Linked DNA regions of Mus musculus: region 2 is linked to region 1. Evidence: chromatin loops called from intact Hi-C (ENCODE). Cell type or tissue: left cerebral cortex. All regions are shown on one strand. Links, peaks and the distances in the headings refer to the core of each region. The heading gives the core; the rest is flanking DNA.

Evidence for each region. Hi-C counts contacts between places; a loop is a spot of excess contacts. Peaks named below come from ENCODE experiments on the same cell type or tissue, not always from the same donor. Only the 100,000 strongest peaks of a DNase experiment are listed, where the experiment ranks them.
Region 2: it touches region 1 in a loop (2.1-fold over the local background); 2 of 42 quality-filtered maps call a loop at or near these places.

Annotation. Positions count from the first base shown.
Region 1 is chr19:61,198,970-61,204,355 of GRCm38, reverse strand. No RefSeq gene overlaps it. Among named protein-coding and RNA genes, the nearest start is that of Gm7102, 25 kb to the right of the region's middle. In left cerebral cortex, for the core only: a CTCF peak has its summit at 2,185 (motif pointing right); no DNase peak of the experiment used is centred there.
Region 2 is chr19:61,137,726-61,143,111 of GRCm38, reverse strand. Zfp950 (zinc finger protein 950) reads left to right here and starts at 2,272. Exons shown (of 3, transcript NM_001001737.2): 1 at 2,272-2,407. The coding sequence starts at 2,405. In left cerebral cortex, for the core only: no CTCF peak of the experiment used is centred there; DNase peaks (open chromatin) are centred at 2,251 and 2,561; H3K4me3 peaks cover 1,470 bases; H3K27ac peaks cover 663 bases.

The sequences.
Region 1 (5,386 bases), core at 191-5,190:
GGGCTGCCAGGGCTACACAAAAAGAAACCTAGACACAAAGCAAAATGAGGCAAAATGATTCTGGTCTCTATTTTATAGAGACATAACCCATCTAGTACTATTGGCTATAGAGCTTTGATCATGAAAGAATATTGGATTTTATTAAAGAAGTTTTCAATGTTTTTGTACCTCAGCATTCACTGCTTTTCTTTCTTAAGGTAGGGACTTAGAGCTATAAATTTCAGCAGTGAACATACTGCTGTCCTAGTACACAGTGCAAAGCAAGTTCTGGTGGTTGTTGGCAGTTGGGATAGGACAAGAAAAGCTTGGGTGCTGATTTTAAAGTCTTTTGTATCTCTCTCAATCTTTCTCTCTTTCTCTTTCTTCTTCACAAGGTTATTGAAAACTTTTGAACTGTGATCTACAAAGTATCTGTATCATAGCTTCATAGTCAACATATTCCCTCCATACCCAAAGACATAGAAAGTCAGACAGCTAGACTGCGATACACACATTCACACAAACACACACACAACCATGTGCACATACACGTGTGCACACACACAGACACAGACACAGTGAGAGACAGAGAGGGGCAGCAGAAGAACAAACAATAAAAAAAAAATATCTCCATGGAATTAAGAAAGAAAAGCAAGCCAACATGGGTGTGGTGGTACACTCCCTTCATCCCATTTTTTTTTCTTTTTTTGGTTTGTTTTTTTGAGACAGGGTTTCTCTGTATAACCCTGGATGTCCTGGAACTCACTTTGTAGACCAGGCTGGCCTCGAACTCAGAAATCTGCCTGCCTCTGCCTCCTGACATCCCATCATTCTTGAGGCTGAGGCAGGCACATCTCTGAATTTCAAAGTCTTCCTGGCAGATAGAACCCTTTCCTAAGAAACACTGTTTTAAATAAGTAAACACTAAGTAAACAAGAAACTAATGTGTGCGCGCACACACACACACACACACACACACACACTAAACAAACAATGAGGACTGAATGGCATGGAGCTTCCTCTGTGGCACTGAAACCCACATAGACTTTGGGTGTTACCTACTCACCACACCTCCATCATATGCCTGCACTATCACGCATACACACATACAGGTGCCTGCTTTCACAGCAATACACATAGACAAAGAGACAGGCACACACACAGATACATTTAGAAACTGACTAGCAATAAATCAAAACCAAAAAACTTTCTGGGTTCAACGTTCAGCTGCCATTCTGGTTTATGTTACATGGTTGGTTACATCAACTGAGATGGCATTGAAGTCACATGGTTAATTCCATCTTGGTGGAGTTAGCAATCAAGATGATTGCCTTTCGCATGCTGCCTTCCATATATATGAGGTCAATGTTCAATAAATTCACAGAAAGAGAAAACAAATACCCACAAAGTCTTCCTGGGATGAAAGAATGGAAAGGAATATAGGAAGAGAAGAAGAAAGAAAAACAAAGGGGGGCATAGTGGTGCATGCCAGCACTGGGGAATAATATATCCATAATAATATATAATAATAATATATCCATCCATATACACATACATGCATGTATGGTGGCTTAGAGTGAAAAGCTGCTGGCTGTTAAGGTCTAGGGAAAACATTAAAGCCAAGATGGGATGTTAAGGTCTAAAGAATATATTAAAGCTTAGATGGAATATTAAGGCCTAGGTAAAATGTTAAGGCTTAGTTAAGAATAGTTAAGGCTTAGATAACTCTTACCTACTAAGCCAGCCATTTTGTGCTGTTACGATTATTACAAAAAAAAAAAAAAACTTTTCCTTATGTTGTTTCTGCTTGAACTAGGAAACATTCACATGCCCAAGTTCATTCCATATTCTGTTAGTTCTGTGCCCTTGGAAACCAATCACAATAGAAGTCAGGTAAACTGCTTTGTTTATAGTTACCCACAATAAGCTTGAACCTGAACCAACCAACCAGAAGCATTTCCTGAACCCATGTATAACGTTTTATGGTGTTTACTTGCTTTTATAAGTTCCCCTGGAGATGTACCACAACATAAGAGAGATACCTGCACTGACAAAAACAAGCAAACAAAACAACGAACACACAAACAAAAACAACAGCAAACCTATTTGGGATAAAACTTCCATTTTCAGTAGGATTCCAATAAAGTGTAAGTTCCCAAGACCTCCCTGGGAAGTGATATCCTACAGATGGCAGTAGAGACATATGCATGGGTAAATGAAATCCCTGTTGGTGAGTTAAGACATGAATGTTAGACAAGGCAAGCCCCTTGCACAGTTGAATACCCCAATTAATGGGAGCAGGATATGTGAAGATCAAAGACATGTTCCTACAGAAATCTCCTATCCCTAAATCCAGATTGATGGAATAAGTTGGCACAGATATTTGTGGATTTTAGACATAAAACCCCAGTAGATGCTTAACTCAAAGACACAGTTCAGCTCCAAAACCTGAATTGTGGCCCTGATTGATAATTCCTGTGTCAGGCCTAGGCCCCAATGCTGGCCAACATGCCCGTTGATCTGATTGTATTGTGTATTTTGTGTGTGTGCATTTGTGGGGGAAGCCTGCCTGCCCACCTTCCTTCCTTACTATCTGCCTGGCTACCTGACTCTCTGTGTGCCTGTGAACCCTGTGCATGTCTGATGCCTTCAGAAGCCAGGTGAAGGGGTCAGATCTACTAAAATTAGAGTTATGGATGGGATTATTTATTTTTAGGATTGCAAATTTCTTGTGCCCTTGATCCATGTGTGCCAATTCCATTACTTTTAGTAGGCAAGGATGAGGTCAGAATACCTAATGTCTGTAATAACTGCTGGTGTAGTAAATCACTCTGGTCCCTGATTCTCCAAACTTCTGTGGTATTCACTGCTACAGCTTTGCTCAGTCTCTCCTTCAAAGTCAGATAAAAGAGACATTCATGGGAGGCTGTTAAAATTGTTTCATGCACTCTCACCCCCACATGTGTGTGTACATGCCTTACTTATTACCCACCCCAGGTTTGTGAATCAAAGATCTTTGCTTATTTATTTCTTGTGTCTGTGCTTGTATAGGCACTAGACAACATTCCTCAAAAAACAAACAAACAAGAAAACAAACAATTTGTCTGTTTGTCTGTCTGTCTATCAACACTAGGCAGAGAAACTCCATCTCAAATAAACCAAAATTAACTACTATGCTGTCATACAGAAGGAGTTTGAGAACTATTAATTATAGTTATCTTTTATGCCTTTTAATTAAAAATAACAAAAAATAAAATGATTGGCTTATTTGTCATTTAAAACAATAGACCAAATATAGATCAAATCAGCCCTGTCCCACCTCTTCAAAATGATCCATTGTACTGTTTCAGACTTATGTCTGAGGAGCCTCCTAGTTATGTGAAACAATAGCAACACAGATATGTGGTAGAAAACTTTAAGTTCAAACTGGGTTCTTACCCCACCTTGATATTTGCATTTTGGATAAAAGACAAACAACTTTTATTATTTACAACAAGCCTTAAACAGCACAAGAAGAGCCAGCCAAATATCTTTGTTATTAGAATTTACTCTTTTACTGCAATTCTCTATTTATTACATTATATTTGGGCTGTTTTAAACGTGAATTTCTCAGTAAAGATTCTAGCCTTAGAGACTGGAGATACTCAGACAGCAAGAGACCCGTCTGCTGCTCTTTCAGAATCTTGAGTTCGATTCCCAGAAGCCACGTGGTGGGTTCTAATAGGTTCTGGCACCCTCTTTTGGTATTCTGTAATATGCAGGTAGACTCCTGCAAATAAATTACAAATGGGAATTTTAACCATCTCATTGCTCTTTTAATTTGCTCTAACTCAGCATTTAATCTTCCAAAGGGGGGCCAGGCATCAGTGGTGGCAATAAAGCCCAGAAAGTAACAACAAACTCTAGGGGGCTAAGTGTTTTTGAAAAGGAGACCTAAATAATGTGGAACAGGCATCTTTGCCTCCCTCCTTGCACACCCTGTTTTGATGCTGTTGTGAGACCCCGACTTAAAGCGTTTCTCCCTGAAAGGTAAAGCCTCTAAACGTTCCCCCAAGCTTGTTTTCCCTGATCTCTAAAAATATAGCCAGAAAGAAGCTCTTTGTTCTCTATAGCCAGCAAAAAAGCCTTTTTGTTTCTATACCTTACAACCAGAGATGCGATAATTGTAAAAAGACCTAGCCTGGCTCCCTGTGCCAAGGACACAGAGATAAACTCCACAAAGAAGAGCTACAAACTCACTCCCCACTCCTCATGCCTTGTAATTTACCAAGGACACCTGCCAGAGAAGGGCTGTAGCCAAACTCCCCCAACTCCTCACGTTTTCCTTTAAAAGCTCCCTACTGTTACCGCTTGTGGTCGAACTCCCCTGCCCAGCACGGAGCAGCTAGCTGACAATAAAGCCTCTTGCAGTTTTGCATCAGGTGTGGTTTTCTCTCGAGTTATTGGGGTGCCGGCCAGCTCATCCTGGGACTTTAGCGGAGGTCTCCCCAGTTTGGGGGTCTTACACTGTTCCCCTACGTTAGTCACGTACTTTGACTTAGAGAATGATTTCGCCTGTTTTCACAGCTCCCTGTCATACTTTCGTTTTTGGGTGCCCGAGTCCAGCCCGTGTTCGCTATGTTCGGGCGGGACGATGGGGACCGTTTGTGCCACTCGGGAGAAGTGGTGGGTGGGTACGCTGCTCTGTCATGTGTGCGTGAGTGCCCCGCCCTGAGCTAGGGAGGACCCTTGGGAGAGACGGAATGAGTGAGTGAATTGTGGCATGAGAGATCTGTATTGGTTTGTTTGGTTGATCGAGACCGTTGTCGGGCGACACCTAGTGGTGACTCGTTTCTCCAACTTTCCTTTGCCCCAGTCTATGAGGACAGGAAGTCCCTACCTAGAGCTGGCCAGAGTTAAGGAGTCCCAGCAAGCCAGCACGTGCCTCCTTTGTCCTGGAGATGGTGTCGTGTTTGGGTATATTCACTAACAGAGTGAATACTGGGAGATCTATGTGGGGAATGTTAGTTGCTGTGCTCCCTGCTGAGACAAATTACAGGGGTGGCGGCACTTGATCACGTCAACCAGAATTCTTAAATTCTGCCCTGGAACTTCATGTTTTCCTTGTCCCCTCCTGTTCTGTCCCTGGAGGCAGGGCTCTGGAATTTTGAGGCAAAGAGGATGATGTTGCCCAGGCTTCCAAGCCATTGGAACCCAGCCCTGTCTCCCTGGAGCTTCAATGTCTTTTAATTCTTTTAAAATTTCTCCAGGAGCTCCTTGGTCTCTGGGGCCAGGGCTCTAGATTTTGGGGGCTGAGACAATGCTGTGGCCAGGGCATTCTAGAACGGTCCTGTCTGTCTACATCTACTCATGGCTATGATGCCAACTGACTTTTCCTTTGAGGTCCATTCTCCTGTTTATGGGGACT
Region 2 (5,386 bases), core at 108-5,107, 61 kb after region 1:
AACAGGATTCTCTCTCTCTCTCTCTCTTTTTTTTTTGTTTCTTCAAGACATGGTTTCTCTGTGTAGACTTGTCTGTCCTGGAACTCACTCTGTAGCCCAGGCTGGCCTCGAACTCAGAAATCCTCCTGCCTCTGCCTCCCTAGTGCTGGGATGGGATTAAAGGCGTGCGCCACCACACCCAGCTTTACCTCAGGATTCTTAATTCTTTTGCTTACTTTACAGCCAAAACATGACTCAGTTGCAAATACTTACCTGATAATGACATACATTTTATCACTAGAATATATTTTATGCAGACAGGTACCATAAAATGCTGACATAAATCCATGAGCCTATGACTTTAATGAGGTACCCATTTCTTAGGGGACACTCACTGAAGCTCATCGGAATCTTTTCTTGGAATATGTTAACATTTCTAAACTAAAGCTCTTAGTTGTAATATTAAAAAGAATTTGAAAAGTATGGGTCTCTTTTTCCCTTGTCTTGAAGTCTGATGAATACAGACATCACTAGAACTTCGGTTCAAAAAATGTATTTACTACAACTTTCATGGAAGTAAAGGCATCTTTTCTTCTTTTAAACATGGCAGCATGAGACATGCACAAGAAGCTTGACAAACTGTGAATGAAATATTAGTTGTTATTAAATGGCTTCACAACTGTTTAAGTTTTGAAAGCAAGTGTTGATTTACCCTGTAATTATAGGATGGATTCATTAAGAAACATTATTGAGGGCTAGAGAAATGGGTCAGAGGTTAGGAGCACTGACTTCCCTTCCAGTGGTCCTGAGTTCAATTCCCAGAAACTACATGGTGGATTACAACCATCTGTAATGGGATCCAATGCCCTCTTCTGGTGTGTCTGAAGACAACTACAGTGTACTAAATGTGCATTAATAAATAAATAAATAAATAAATCTTAAATTTTTTTCTTTATAAAAAATTATCAAACCTATTCTCAAAGCTATTTTGTGTCTTATAATGGACTTAGTGCAGTTCTTTTTGTTCAGAAACACTGTACCCCTGAACTTTTTTTTTTTTTTAAACTGCACTAAAACTTTGCCATTGGTAAGCCACTGAGCTGATGTGCAGCAGGGCAGGGTAGAATATGATAGGGGTGAAAGGAATTTCCCCACTGCCCTCTGAAGGTTTGCTGGAATACAATGTCTAGGATAAATTAAATGGGAGAAAAGTGTGTGAATGCGTTATTGTCCTTAAGTACAGCCCAACGTGATTCAGAAAGTTTTTGGCCCCACTCTTTCTAGGAGAATTGAAGTACAGGAAATGTCAGAAAACAACATGCTGGGTTTTTCTCTTCTTCTTGTTGAGCTTTTTTATTTTGTTTTTATTATCAACCTTATACAAGTGGAGCTCATCTTCAAAGAGGACTTCTTTCCCACCCAAACCACCCCATGCAAAAGCAAGAGGTTTATTTTCCAGAGCATTGAGACGAGTTAATAAGAAGGCGACCCCAAATGGCCATTACAGTTTTTATACTTTTTAGGAGCACAGGTTACACCAGCAAGATTATACCTCAACCTTATTGGCTAAGCATATTGACCTTTAAACCTATTGGCTAGCAAGCATGACAGGTATTTGAACTCTACCTGGGACTTTCCCGAGGGTCAGGTAACTATCAGTCAGTTTTTTTCCACCTTCCCAAGGAGGAAGATGTGCTGGCTAACAATAGTGCTCCATAGTGTTTGTCATCTATTTCTTGCTTTTGTCCCCCAGCGTTGTCTCATACTTACCAGGTGAAAAATAGCTGCTGCAGTTTACCTAAACATCTTATTATCTTATTTCCTAAAATCTCTCTTTAATTGTTAATACCCTGGGCATCCTTCCACTTGAGGACCAGATTGAAAACTCTACTGCAAGTTGAGTAATGGGCTATGTAAAGGCTATTCCAGGAGGAAGAAGGAAGTGCCTCCGGAGTACTGAGGGGAGTTCAAGCAAGGGCTGAAGTGGCAAGGTAGTGAGTGCAGGATCTATTGCCACAAAGGGAGGAGCAGGTGGCTGAGCAGCGGAAACTGGAGTGGTGGTTCCTCCCGCGGGGCTGGGTGGGAAGACAGACAGGTAGGATATTGGAGGACAGGCACAAGTGCTACTGAAATGTACATCTCTGCACATCTGGAAAACCTTTTGCCCTGGACTGGAAGCCTGAACCGGGAACTTCTAAGTTGTGTACGTCAGCACGCTCTTACCCTAAGGGAGGTGCTCAAGTCACACAAGACTCACTGGCCAATCAGAGGCTTCAGATGGACCTGCCAGTCAGAAAAGGAGGAGGATTCATCCGGGTGTCGAGCAGCAAGTTCCGCTCTGAGACTGAGCAGTCTTGAAGGTTTCTGTGTGATGTACTCTGAACTCTGCTACTGGGTACTGTGAGGGACGCTCTGAAGTCGCGACATGGTGAGCACAGGGTCACTGCCCACAATGGGGAAGAGCAGGCTGCTGAGCCTCGGGAGCTGTTGTGGTGGGTCTTCCCTGGGGCTAGGTGGGAAGTGTCAGCCAGATGCGGCTACCTGTCAGGTCCCTTGTGGTCATAGTCATTCCCTGGATCCGGCGGTAGCCACTGAATAACTTCACTATGGGAGCTGTGACTGGGCAAAACTTTTAGAGTTGGGACTTGTGTGTAGAAACATCCTTGGCAGGATGCCAAACTCGGAGAGCCCTAGTTTCCCTTTTGTCTTCTACATTTAATATTTAGATGTAAGATCCATTTGGACTTAAGTTTGTGGAGGTTGTAAAAGGCATCTCATGCATTGGGTAGCAATCCAATATTAAGCTGAGATGTAGAAGAGTAGAATTGATGATGTAAAGGATCTACCAATGCTTAGGAGATAGTAGAATTTACTTCAGGGAGAACTGCTATAAACACTCCACAGATAAGTAGTGTGCTAACCAGACCTGTTAGAGATTAGGATACTAGGATACACATGTTTATTCACGAAGATTATCCAGAAATTTGGCTCTAGACCATAGCAAAGAAGACACCTCTTATTTACAACTAGCCACTAAGCCCATCCTCATATAAAAGAGCAGGCCTTTAGCAAACTGCTCAAGGAGGCATTACATGGTCACAACCAACATTAAAGCCTGGTGTGCCATAAAGACCCAGTTTTCTTCTTGAGAAAACCATAGTTCTGCCACACAGGCAAGACTACACCAGGTGACAACCATTTGAAAACAAAAAACATTGTTGTGTCAAGGGCTAGCTTAATCAAGCAAGGCTTTCCATGAGGCCCTCAGATATGGAGAAGGAAACCCAGGAACATGCTTTTCAGAGCCAGTAGCAGACTGAGGCCTGGACCTGGAGAGTTTTTCCTAAGGACCTGATGAATTGAGAATAAAATAGAGCTCCTCTAAAGCAAGGGATATGCTTGTGAGAACTGTTAGTGGTCTGGGGCTCTGGGAGGGGTTGCTTCACATCCTGAACCAACTCTTCCTACCACATGGGACTGTGGCTATCAGTCCTAAATCCACTGTCAGTAATGTTCTTGAGATACCCTGTGTCCTGCTTTGGACCGCTGTTTATTAGACACCTTCTGAGTTTGTCCCATTGTATGATAGTTGCTGCTGATTTCATAGAAGTCTACCATTTTTTTCCATTTCCCTTGTTAGTAGTATACAAGATGCTATTCTTAAGAAGCTTACTTAGCATAAGACATAGTTTGTGTGAGACCTCCCATACCTAGCTTTTATACTTTCTACCTTCTACTTTTCCTATCCTTTTCATCCTCAGGGATCTTCCACTTAGAACCTTGTTACTCAAGAATAATCTGCTGGTCGGTCAGTGGTGGTGCACACCTTTAATCCCAGCACTTGGGAGGCAGAGGCAGGCGAATTTCTGAGTGTGAGGCCAGCCTGGTCTACAGAGTGAGTTCCAGGACAGCCAGGGCTACACAGAGAAATCCTGGTATACTTAAATATTTATGTTAGTATCTTTGCTGTGTAAATCTCCCATTTAAGTGGCTAGACTTGCAGACTCCAGTCCATATTTAAATTGTTCAAAACATAACCTGAGGCCTGAACCTAAAAGACACTTAAGGGTGACAGCAAATGTGGAATGTAAAATCTCTTCTCTGCTGCCTCCTCTTTGAACATTAGCCAGCACTGCATGCATCCTGTCATTAAAGACATTTTTCTTAACTAAACTTTTTTGTGTACAGTGATTTCTCCATGGGAAGACATGTTTATTCTAGGACAGCTTCATTTTCAGCCTTTTAGAAAAATATTTCTGAGATAAGCTATGTTGACTCAGGTCACATTGCTCCCCAGGGCAATGACCTTGCTTTCCTCTTGATTAAACTTCCCAAGTTCTTTACTTAAAAGGCTGTACCACAACAGAGTTTTTAAATTTCCCATTAGAGTCATGTATTGAACTGTCCATTGCAGTAACAGGAAAAGGATTTGTTTGTGGAGCATGGCAGAACAGACCAGAATAGGAAGAACAGTTTATTGTACACACTGCAGGGTGAGACAGGATAGACAAGAGCTAGATCACATACTAAAGTTTAAGGTAGTCAGCTGCAGAGGTCACCATTATGAAGAAGGAACTGACTCAGGCAGGGTAAGTAATTTTGTAATTTTCCAGCATCTATTAATTCAAGCATGTGAATGAAAACAGACTAGATTGATGGGTATACAACTTATGAAGATTAGCTTGAGCCAATGAATATTAAATTTCCAATTAAAAGATTGTACTATGCAGATATGTGAAATCCTCCTTGACACAGTTAAGTCAGTTCAGAAATCTGAGACAGATATCAGAAACTAACATTACACACAGGGAAAAGGTCAAAGAGTATCTCATTATTATCTTATTATCTTCCCTTCTACCAGGGAAGGGCCTGTTCTTTTTCAAAGTCATTATACCTATATGCATTTTCAATTATATTTGTCTTTTGAAAAAGTCAATTATTGGTATTTTTAAATTTCATTTTCTTTATGTACCACTGCTCTAATCTCTTACATGTTTTTATTTCCAATGTTTCCCAGTCATTAAGAATTTCATTCCCTTTTATGAAATTCTTGGGCAAATGGATGTATCTGGAGGATATCATCCTTAGTGAGGTAACCCAATCACAAAAGAAGTCCCTTGATATGCACTCACTGATAAGTGGATATTAGCCCAGAAACTTAGAATACCCAAGATACAATCTACAAAACAAAAGAAAATCAAGAAGAAGGAAGACCAAAGTGTGGATACTTCATTCCTCCTTAGAACAGGGAACAAAATACCATGGAAGGAGTTATAGAGACAAAGTTTGGAGCTAAGATGAAAGGATGGACCATCCAGAGACTGCCCCACCTGGGGATCCATTCCATAATCAGCCACCAAACCCAGACACTATTGCATATGCCAGCAAGATTTTGCTGAAAGGACCC